2 separate regions of the Mus musculus genome follow, and region 1 is linked to region 2. A link is a loop called in an ENCODE intact Hi-C map of the cell type or tissue named here. Cell type or tissue: heart. All regions are shown on one strand.

Region 1 (4,000 bases), 200 kb after region 2:
GTCTTAGAAAACCTGCTAATAAGATTCATGGGCCCAGAATAACCGAATCACATACAAACACTGCAAATGCACTTCCCGAGGCTTGAAGGTTCCTTGTTAACACACTATGCCTCTGCTTCTGATTCTGGTGTCTCCACACCCTTGTTTTCTTATCAGAGCTCTGCAATTCTATTAGGCTTTAAATCAACTAAAGACTAGGAGAAGTCTTGCCTACAGCCCTCAGCCTGGCCAAACAGACCTCATCTATAGCTTTCTTGGGACTTTCTTTAGTAACCCTGTAGTATATTTTTATTGTTAATAAGTAAGACTGTATTAAAACAGAAAAAGCAGGAACAAAACGGCAACTATAAAAATGAAAAAGTGGGCAGTGGTGGTAGTACTAGCCTTTAATCCTAGCACTTGGGAGGCAGAGGCAGGCAGAACTCTTGAGTTCAAAGCCGGCCTAGCCTACAGAGTGAGTTTCAAAACAGCCAGCCTGGGGTGGAGGTGGGGTGTATAGGGAGTAAAGTATTTAAAGAAAGCATGCTTTAGCATTACAAGTTCCCCATAACAAACGGATTTCACAGAGTGCTTTGCTCTATTCCCATGATGGCAAATACACACAGAGCAGCTAACGACCTTTTCAAGGCAAACTCATCTCTATGGTTCAACTGCAAAACACCAGCAAAACTTCGGGTTGTGTCCTATTCTGAAGACACAGAGCTAAGGCCTGCTGAACTATAATAATGAGAATTTTTTACTCCGGCTTTAGCATTTCTTATTAGAAAAAGAAATAAAAGCAACTAAAAATAAGAGATTTTGTTCTGCACACCCATGCAGAAGACCAATAGAGATGACTTCCTTGGAGCAAACAGAAATTTCTCTGTTCAAAAGGTTCCATTAGACACATGTGTTTACTGCAGAGAAGGGCAAAAGAGAAGCGCAAAAGAGACACAATCTGGAGCTGTTGCTATAGCACAGTAGGCAGAGCACTTGCCTCGCATGCACAAGGCCCTGGGTTCAATTCTCCGCACCACATAGACCGCACGGTGGAGCACACCTGTAATCCCAGCACTGTGGAGACAGCAGTATCAGGAGTTCAAAGGTCATCCTCTACATTAGTGAGTCTAAAGTTAACTGGACTACATGAGACTTGAGACCCTGTGAAAAAAGAGTGGAAGAGAAGGAATGGAAAGGAGAGGGGGAGGAAGAGAGGAACAAGGGGAGAGAGGGAGAAGGAAAAGAAGGAGGTGGAAGGGTGGGGGCAAAACCACACCCATCTGGGTTAAAGGAACAGGTTCTGCAAATGCGCAAAGACGGGGAACCCAGGTGCCTGCGGAACCTAAAGGTGTCCACTGCAGACATCTTAGGAGGATGTAGGGGGTTACACAAGACCAGATCTACTTATCACTTGTCTCTGAATGATTTCCTCTCATCCCCAAGCTGGCACCTAAAAGCAGCGCCAGTTTTCTAACTGCTGGCTTTCTACTTCAGGAAAGTAGGTCAACTGAGTTCCAAGAATGTAAGTTCTGATTATCGGCGTTTTGAGAATTTTAAATCTTCCCAAGAAAGGCAGTGGGCCACTTTTAGCATAAATGGCTCACAAAACTAAACAAAACCCATAAACATTCTAAACAATTTGGTTTTCCGAAAAGTGTCTTCTTGAAAAACCTTAATACCCATTGGCAGCTGAGACACAGCAGGAGTATCATAATTTAAATAGCAAAGATGACTACAGTTTCACGCCTAGGCGGAAATAAAGAGAAGCAGGTTCAGGTTCTCTCACCCGCACACATGAAGCAGAAAGATGCCCTTTCGACTCTCTCTGCCTTGATCAAACTCACTGTGCAAGTTAAACACATACACAAACTATCCGACATGTTATATTGCCCTAATGGGCCAGCACCCGGAAAACCGCAAAAGCCAGAAAAGATAAACAGAAAGCACTACGTTGTCTGAAACACAAGCATTCTGGGCGATAATGAAAGAATTCTAGCTGAGAGAAGGGAAAAAGGGTTTAAGAGGCTGAGGCCGGGCCACGGGTAGGCGGTGGACGGCAACGCCTCCTTCCCGGGTAGGAAGGGAAGGAACTGGGGTGTGGAAACGGCTGCTTCCCGAACGAGGAGGCCGAGCGAGCGGCAGCCTCGAGGCATCCACCCCAGCCCTCAGCCCACAGGTCCCGGCCGCCGCCGTAGGCTCACCAGCTGCAAGCCTTTGAGGATGCGCCGATGCCAAGGGAGCCTGCCCAGGACGAAGTAGGCGGCCAGGCCGCTGCGCGCACCCCTGCCAGTGCCCGGGGCCGCCTCGGTGGTGGGACTGTAGACCGCTCCGTTCTCCATCGCCCGCAAACACTCGCTCACCCAGCTAAACTCTCGGCCGAGCGGTAGGGGGCGTCACTTCCTGGGACTCCGCCCACGCTTCCGGTCAACTCCGCCCTCCTCACGCCTCGTCACGCCCCCTCGCTTGCTGAGCTCCAGCCCATAGAATTTCTCTCCCTTTGCCACGCCCCCATGGTTTGCCGCGCCTCTTGTTCGCCACACCCCTCTGCCTTTCCTGCTCTCTGGTTAACTCTCGACAGTTTCTTTCTTTTTTTGGGTTTTTATTTTATTTATTTATTTATTTTTGGTTTTTCGAGACAGGGTTTCTCCGTGTAGCCCTGGCTATCCTGGAACTCACTCTGTAGACCAGGCTGGCCTCGAACTCAGAAATCTGCCTGCCTCTGCCTCCCAAGTGCTGGGATTAAAGGCGTTGCGCCACCACTGCCCGGCTAACTCTTGACAGTTTCATGCTTTCGATGGACTTCAGCTTTTTTGTTTTTTGGATTTTTTAAATTACACTTTGATTAATCTATCTATTTTATCTATATTTTTAATCTATCTATCTATCGATCTATCTATCCATCCGTCCATCCACCTATCTAAGAAGGAGCGTTGTGCTGAGGTCAGAAAACTATTCTGAGTCATTTCTTCCTGAGAATTGAATTCATTTTCAGGCTTAGTAACTGGCGCCTTTACCTACTGAGCCACCTCTCCGCCCTGACTTGATCTGTGTCTTTTAGTTTCGTTTCGGTCTGATTTAAAAATAAAAGAAATAAAACCAAGGTTTCACGTGCCCAGACTAGCCTAGAACTATGTACATAGCCAGCACTAGTCTGCAACTAGTGACAATCCTCCTGCCTCTGTCTCTGAAGTGCTGAGATTACAGGCACGTGCTCCTCCTCCCCTCAGCCTGTTTTGTTTTTTTAAAACTGCCAGAGATCACATTGAGGTCCTTCTGTATGCTAACCGCCCTCCTCCCCCGCGCCCGTCCCCGTCTCCCCCCGCCCCGCCCCCCCGCCCCCCCCCCCGTTGAGCTGCACCCCTCCATGCTCCTCCCACAGAGATTTGACTTATTTCTCACGTCTCACTATCTTCCATCTTTCAGATAGTCATCTTCTCATGGGCGGGAGGGGTGCACCCGCGTATGAAGGTGCAGGCTCGCGCGGGTGCAAGTGTGGAGGTCAGAAGTCAACCTTGAGTATGTTCCTCAGGCACCATCTACCCTGTTTTAGGGCAGTGTGTCTCACTGAACCTAGCTTACTAGATAGGTGAGGCTAAAAGGCTAAGAAGACCCAGAGATCAGCGTCCCGCCTTGCCAGCTCCGCCGTTACAAGCACAGGCTACATTGGTCTTTTTATATGGGTTCTAGGAATCGAACTCACATCACCAATGGCAGCCAGCACTTTACCAGCTAAGCTGTCTTCCCTGTTCTTGTTTTTCAGTATCATTGGATGTTTACAGTACAACTGAAAACCAGATCTGGATATTAAGTTTACTGCCCCGTGCCAACCAGAGACAGAAAATCCTTTCTGGCAGGACAGTTAGCAGATTAATGAAAATTTCAAAGGACAATTAACAAAAAGATTAATCAGAGTGTCAGATATTGATATATGACATGAACATACTGACCATGCCAACAGATGAGTGGACAAAAGAAATGCAGAACATTTAGTGGAATTTTACTCAAGTTTATTGTTCTTGTT
Region 2 (4,000 bases):
AGAGAAAACAAGCCCCCAACCGGGACGTGAGGGTCCCAGGGAAAGGTGTTTGCAGAGCTTCGCGTCACCACTGGGCTGTATTTTCTGACTTAACTTGTAAAGTGCTTGGTGCTTAGAGGGCTTTGAAGCTCCTCCAGTAGTTTGCATACCTTGGTGGCCCTTAACGCAGGAGAAGTTGGGGGTCTCCGTGAGAAGGAGGCAGAGTATGGTGCGTTCCAGACTTTTCCCGCGGCCCAGGGGTGGAACAGTTGAAGGCCATTCTCGTGGCTTCTGTCCCCTTCTGTTTTCCTGTGGTCTGACGCACACCACAGTTCAGGCTGCTAGAAGCGGTACTGTTCTGGAGTCGTCGGAGCCACCTGACTGGTCTTTGAAAACTTGGCTCTGAAAGGACTTTTGGAGGAAACCTTAGCTGGCTGGACCGGTGGCCTCTCCCCGGCCTCCTATTGCTGGCCTCTACCCTTGCGTTGGCCTCAGTCCTTTACCTGGTGCCTGGCATATACTAAATAAAAAAATTTTTTTTCTTTGAGGCAGGTTTTACTTTAGCTCTGGCCTGATAGTTGCTGGGTAGACCAAGCGATCTACTCTCAGATTTGATTGCTGCTATTAAAGACGATGCAAGGGCCACATTGCCCAGCCCACTCCCCCCCCCCCCCTTTGGTTATGGAGATCGAACCTCTTGAGTAATAATGAATGCTCTGTCGTGGAGGAGACTCCTTACATCACCCACACTCAAATTACGTAAAACTACTCTGTTGCTAAGTTAATACTCTGGTGCTGTTGTAGATCAGACCCTGGGGCCTTGCTTCTAGGAAGCAACTCCACTCCCAGCCAGACTGCCATGTGTTTTGGTTTTTTGAGGCAGGGTTTCTCTTAGCCTTGGCTGTCCTGGAACTCACTTTGTAGACCAGGCTGGCCTCGAACTCAGAAATCTGCCTGCCTCTGCCTCCCAAGTGCTGGGATTAAAGGCGTGTACCACCAGTGCCTGGCTCTGCCATGTGTTTTAAAAGCCAAGAGTTGTAGTAACACCTGCCTGGAATTCCAGTCCTTGACGGGGCAGACAGAGGAATCAGAAATTTAAAGTCATGCTTTTTATTTTTATTACAGTTTATTTTTTTTAAAGATTTTTTTTAAATGTTCTTTTATATATATGAGTACACTGTAGCTGTCTTCGGACACACCAGAAGAGGGCATCAGTTCCCATTACAGATGGTTGTGAGCCACCATGTGGTTGCTGGGAATTGAACTCAGCACCTCTGGAAGAGCAGTCAGTGCTCTTACCGGCTGAGCCCTCTCTCCAGCCCCAGTTTGTTTAATTTTTATTTGTATGGATATGAGTTTTTGCCTGTGTATATCTGTAAGTGCTTGTGCCTGGTCCCTGCAGAGCTCAGAGGAGGGCAGAGAATTTCCTGGAACTGAGTTACAGATGGGTGTGAACCGCTGTGCGTGCAGGTGCTGGGAAAGAGGATCTCTGGGAGAGCAACACGTGCCCCTAACCACTGAGCCATCTCCCCAGCCCCTGTTTTATTTCATTTTTGAGATTAGGTCTTGGTACTTGCTATGTAGACCAGGCTGGCCTTGAACTCACAGATCTTCCAGCCTCTGCTTCCTGAGTGCTGGGATTAAAGGCATGTGCCACCACACCCTATATATTTTAATATATCCCGTAGAGTCCATTCCCTTTTTTTTTTTTTTTTTGTGTGTTTGTGTGTCAGAGGACAACTTTCGGGAGTTCTGTAAACTCTGGGGATCTAACTCAGATCATCAGGATTCTACCTGCTGCCCCACTATGTGCTTTTAGTGTGTTACCTGAGGCAACAGCAGAAAGCTCTGTGCCCTATCAAATAGGACTCCTGTCCTTCAGAGCCTTACGGAGACCTTCAAGTTGGCTTTACCACTTACAACATCAAGGTCACTGGAAAGAAACATCAGCTGCCTTGCTGGCTCTGCCACTGGACAAGCACCCACTATGCACATTATGTTGTTGTTTTGAGACTGGGTCCCATTTAGCCCAAGTTGGCCTTGTCTCAGTTGAGGCTGGTTTTGAACTCCTCCTCCCCGGGCCTCCAACCCCCTGGTGCTAGGTTCACAGACAGCCTTTTCCTCTTCCGTGCAGCTCCACAGAGGGCAGCCCTTCTGCCAGTTTGTCAGGTGCAGGCAGAAGTGGCCCAGCTCTGCCACGCTAGACTGAGCTGGAACAAGGGCTGTCAAGAGAACTTCTCTGGCCTTTCATGGAGGCCTGGCTGCTAGCCTGAAGCATCTTCATTCTGATGTACTTGGCTGCATTCTTGGTCCGATCGGGCTCAGGGAGCGAGTAGAACTTGGCCTGTGGCACAGCGATTGAGAAATGTTTGGAAGGTTTGGGCTGGCTGCCTGCCTCCATTACGGGATCATTGCTGGCTTTGGACCATCACCTTCAGTACAGAGTCACTCCAGTCCTAGACAGAGGATCCCCACTTCCGGAGACTGAAAACACCAGGGAGGGACCAGAAGGGGGCAGAATGGCTCTGACTGTAATTGCTGTACATGGGGAACTGAGACAGGAGGAACACTACAATTAGAGGCTAACCTGGGCTACAGAGTAAGTTCTAGACCAACCAGAATACAATGAAATCCTGTCTCAAAAAAATAGTTGGGGTAGAGATGGAATGTTCAATTCTGGATTGTACGTATGTCAGTGTTTGCCCCTGGTGGGTGCTGTGTTCCTTAGAGTTCCTGCCCTCTTGATTTTTAGGGTACTGTGCTCATTTCTGGAACAGGACTCACTACTAAATGACTCAGGTGTGAGATAAATAAGGGCTTAGAAGATAAGATTCAAAGATACAAACTGTGAACTGGGGTCTGGCATAAGCCTACAGGTTACATTTTAAACAGGGTGGGTTTTTCCCCCTTTTGGGGGGGGGAATGGTCTTTTATAGCCCAGCCTGGCCATGAATTTAATATAAAGGATGACTTAGAACTATTTTAATATATCCCATAGAGTTTTATTTATATAACTTTTAAAAAGAAATTTATGTATTTTGTGGGGGTGGGTGTTTTGTCTGCATGTATATCTGTGTATCACATGTATGTCTGGAGCCCTTGGAGGCCAGAAGCAATCATCAGATCCCCTGGCTGGAGTTACAGACAGTTGTGAGCCACCATGTGGGTGCTGGGAATCAAACCTATGTCCTTTGGAAGATTAGCAGTGTTCTTAACCTCCTGAGTCACTTCTCCAGTCCCAACTTTGAACTTTTTTTTTTCCAGACAGTTTCTCAGTATAGCCCTGGCTGTCCTGGAATTCACTCTGTAGATCAAACTGGTCTTGAACTCAGAAATCCCGCCTGCCTCTGCCTCCCAAGTGCTGGGATTAAAGGCGTGCGCCACCACTGCCCGGCCCAACTTTGAACTTTTGATCCTTTTCCCTCTACTTCCCCAGTGCTGAGATTACAGGGACGCCGCACCACGTTGCAGGACAGGGGGATTTGTTGGTTGTTGCTTTGGTTTTGTGAGACAAGAGTTCACTATGAAGACCAGGCTAGACTTGAACTCAGATTTGCCTGTCCTCCCCGTGTCTGCAGCATGTGGTCCAGAGACCCCTTACACCAGGGTCACCTCTGCAGCTCGTCTTGGTGAGTTGCTCCTTAGAAAAGGGCAGATTTGCCCCCTGATGTGACTTCAGCCTTTTGCTCATTTTCAAACATGAGCCAGCCATTACGTCCATATCTGGTCCCAACCACAGCGGTTTGAATATTTATATAAACAGAGATGCAGTCACTTAGAGCTAAGATGTAGCCATTACCTCTCAGGCCCAAGTGCCTCCTCCAAGCCAATTGATACCAGTGATTGTGAAGGTAGGCTAGGTAAGGTACTCTTGTCCTCCATGTGGGGACTGGGGCTGGGGGTGCGAGGCAACTAGACTGGTGACAGAGAGGCCAGAGGAGTCTTGACCATCCATTGGAACCATGTGTGCAGGCAGGCATACACATACTTGTGCATACACACACACACACACACACACACA

What was found. Peaks named below come from ENCODE experiments on the same cell type or tissue, not always from the same donor. Only the 100,000 strongest peaks of a DNase experiment are listed, where the experiment ranks them.
Region 1: a loop joins it to region 2, with 2.4 times the contacts of the local background. A loop is called at or near these places in 2 of 42 quality-filtered maps.

The regions. Positions count from the first base shown.
Region 1 is chr9:114,729,554-114,733,553 of GRCm38, reverse strand. It overlaps Cmtm6 (CKLF-like MARVEL transmembrane domain containing 6), which reads right to left and starts at 2,351. Exons shown (of 4, transcript NM_026036.3): 1 at 2,181-2,351. The coding sequence starts at 2,318. In heart, a CTCF peak has its summit at 2,356 (motif pointing right); DNase peaks (open chromatin) are centred at 2,403 and 3,373; H3K4me3 peaks cover 2,831 bases; H3K27ac peaks cover 1,904 bases.
Region 2 is chr9:114,929,148-114,933,147 of GRCm38, reverse strand. All of the region lies in intron 1 of Gpd1l (glycerol-3-phosphate dehydrogenase 1-like), which reads left to right. Among named protein-coding and RNA genes, the nearest start is that of Gpd1l, 2.8 kb to the left of the region's middle. In heart, a CTCF peak has its summit at 2,497 (motif pointing right); a DNase peak (open chromatin) is centred at 2,317; H3K4me3 peaks cover 525 bases; H3K27ac peaks cover 347 bases.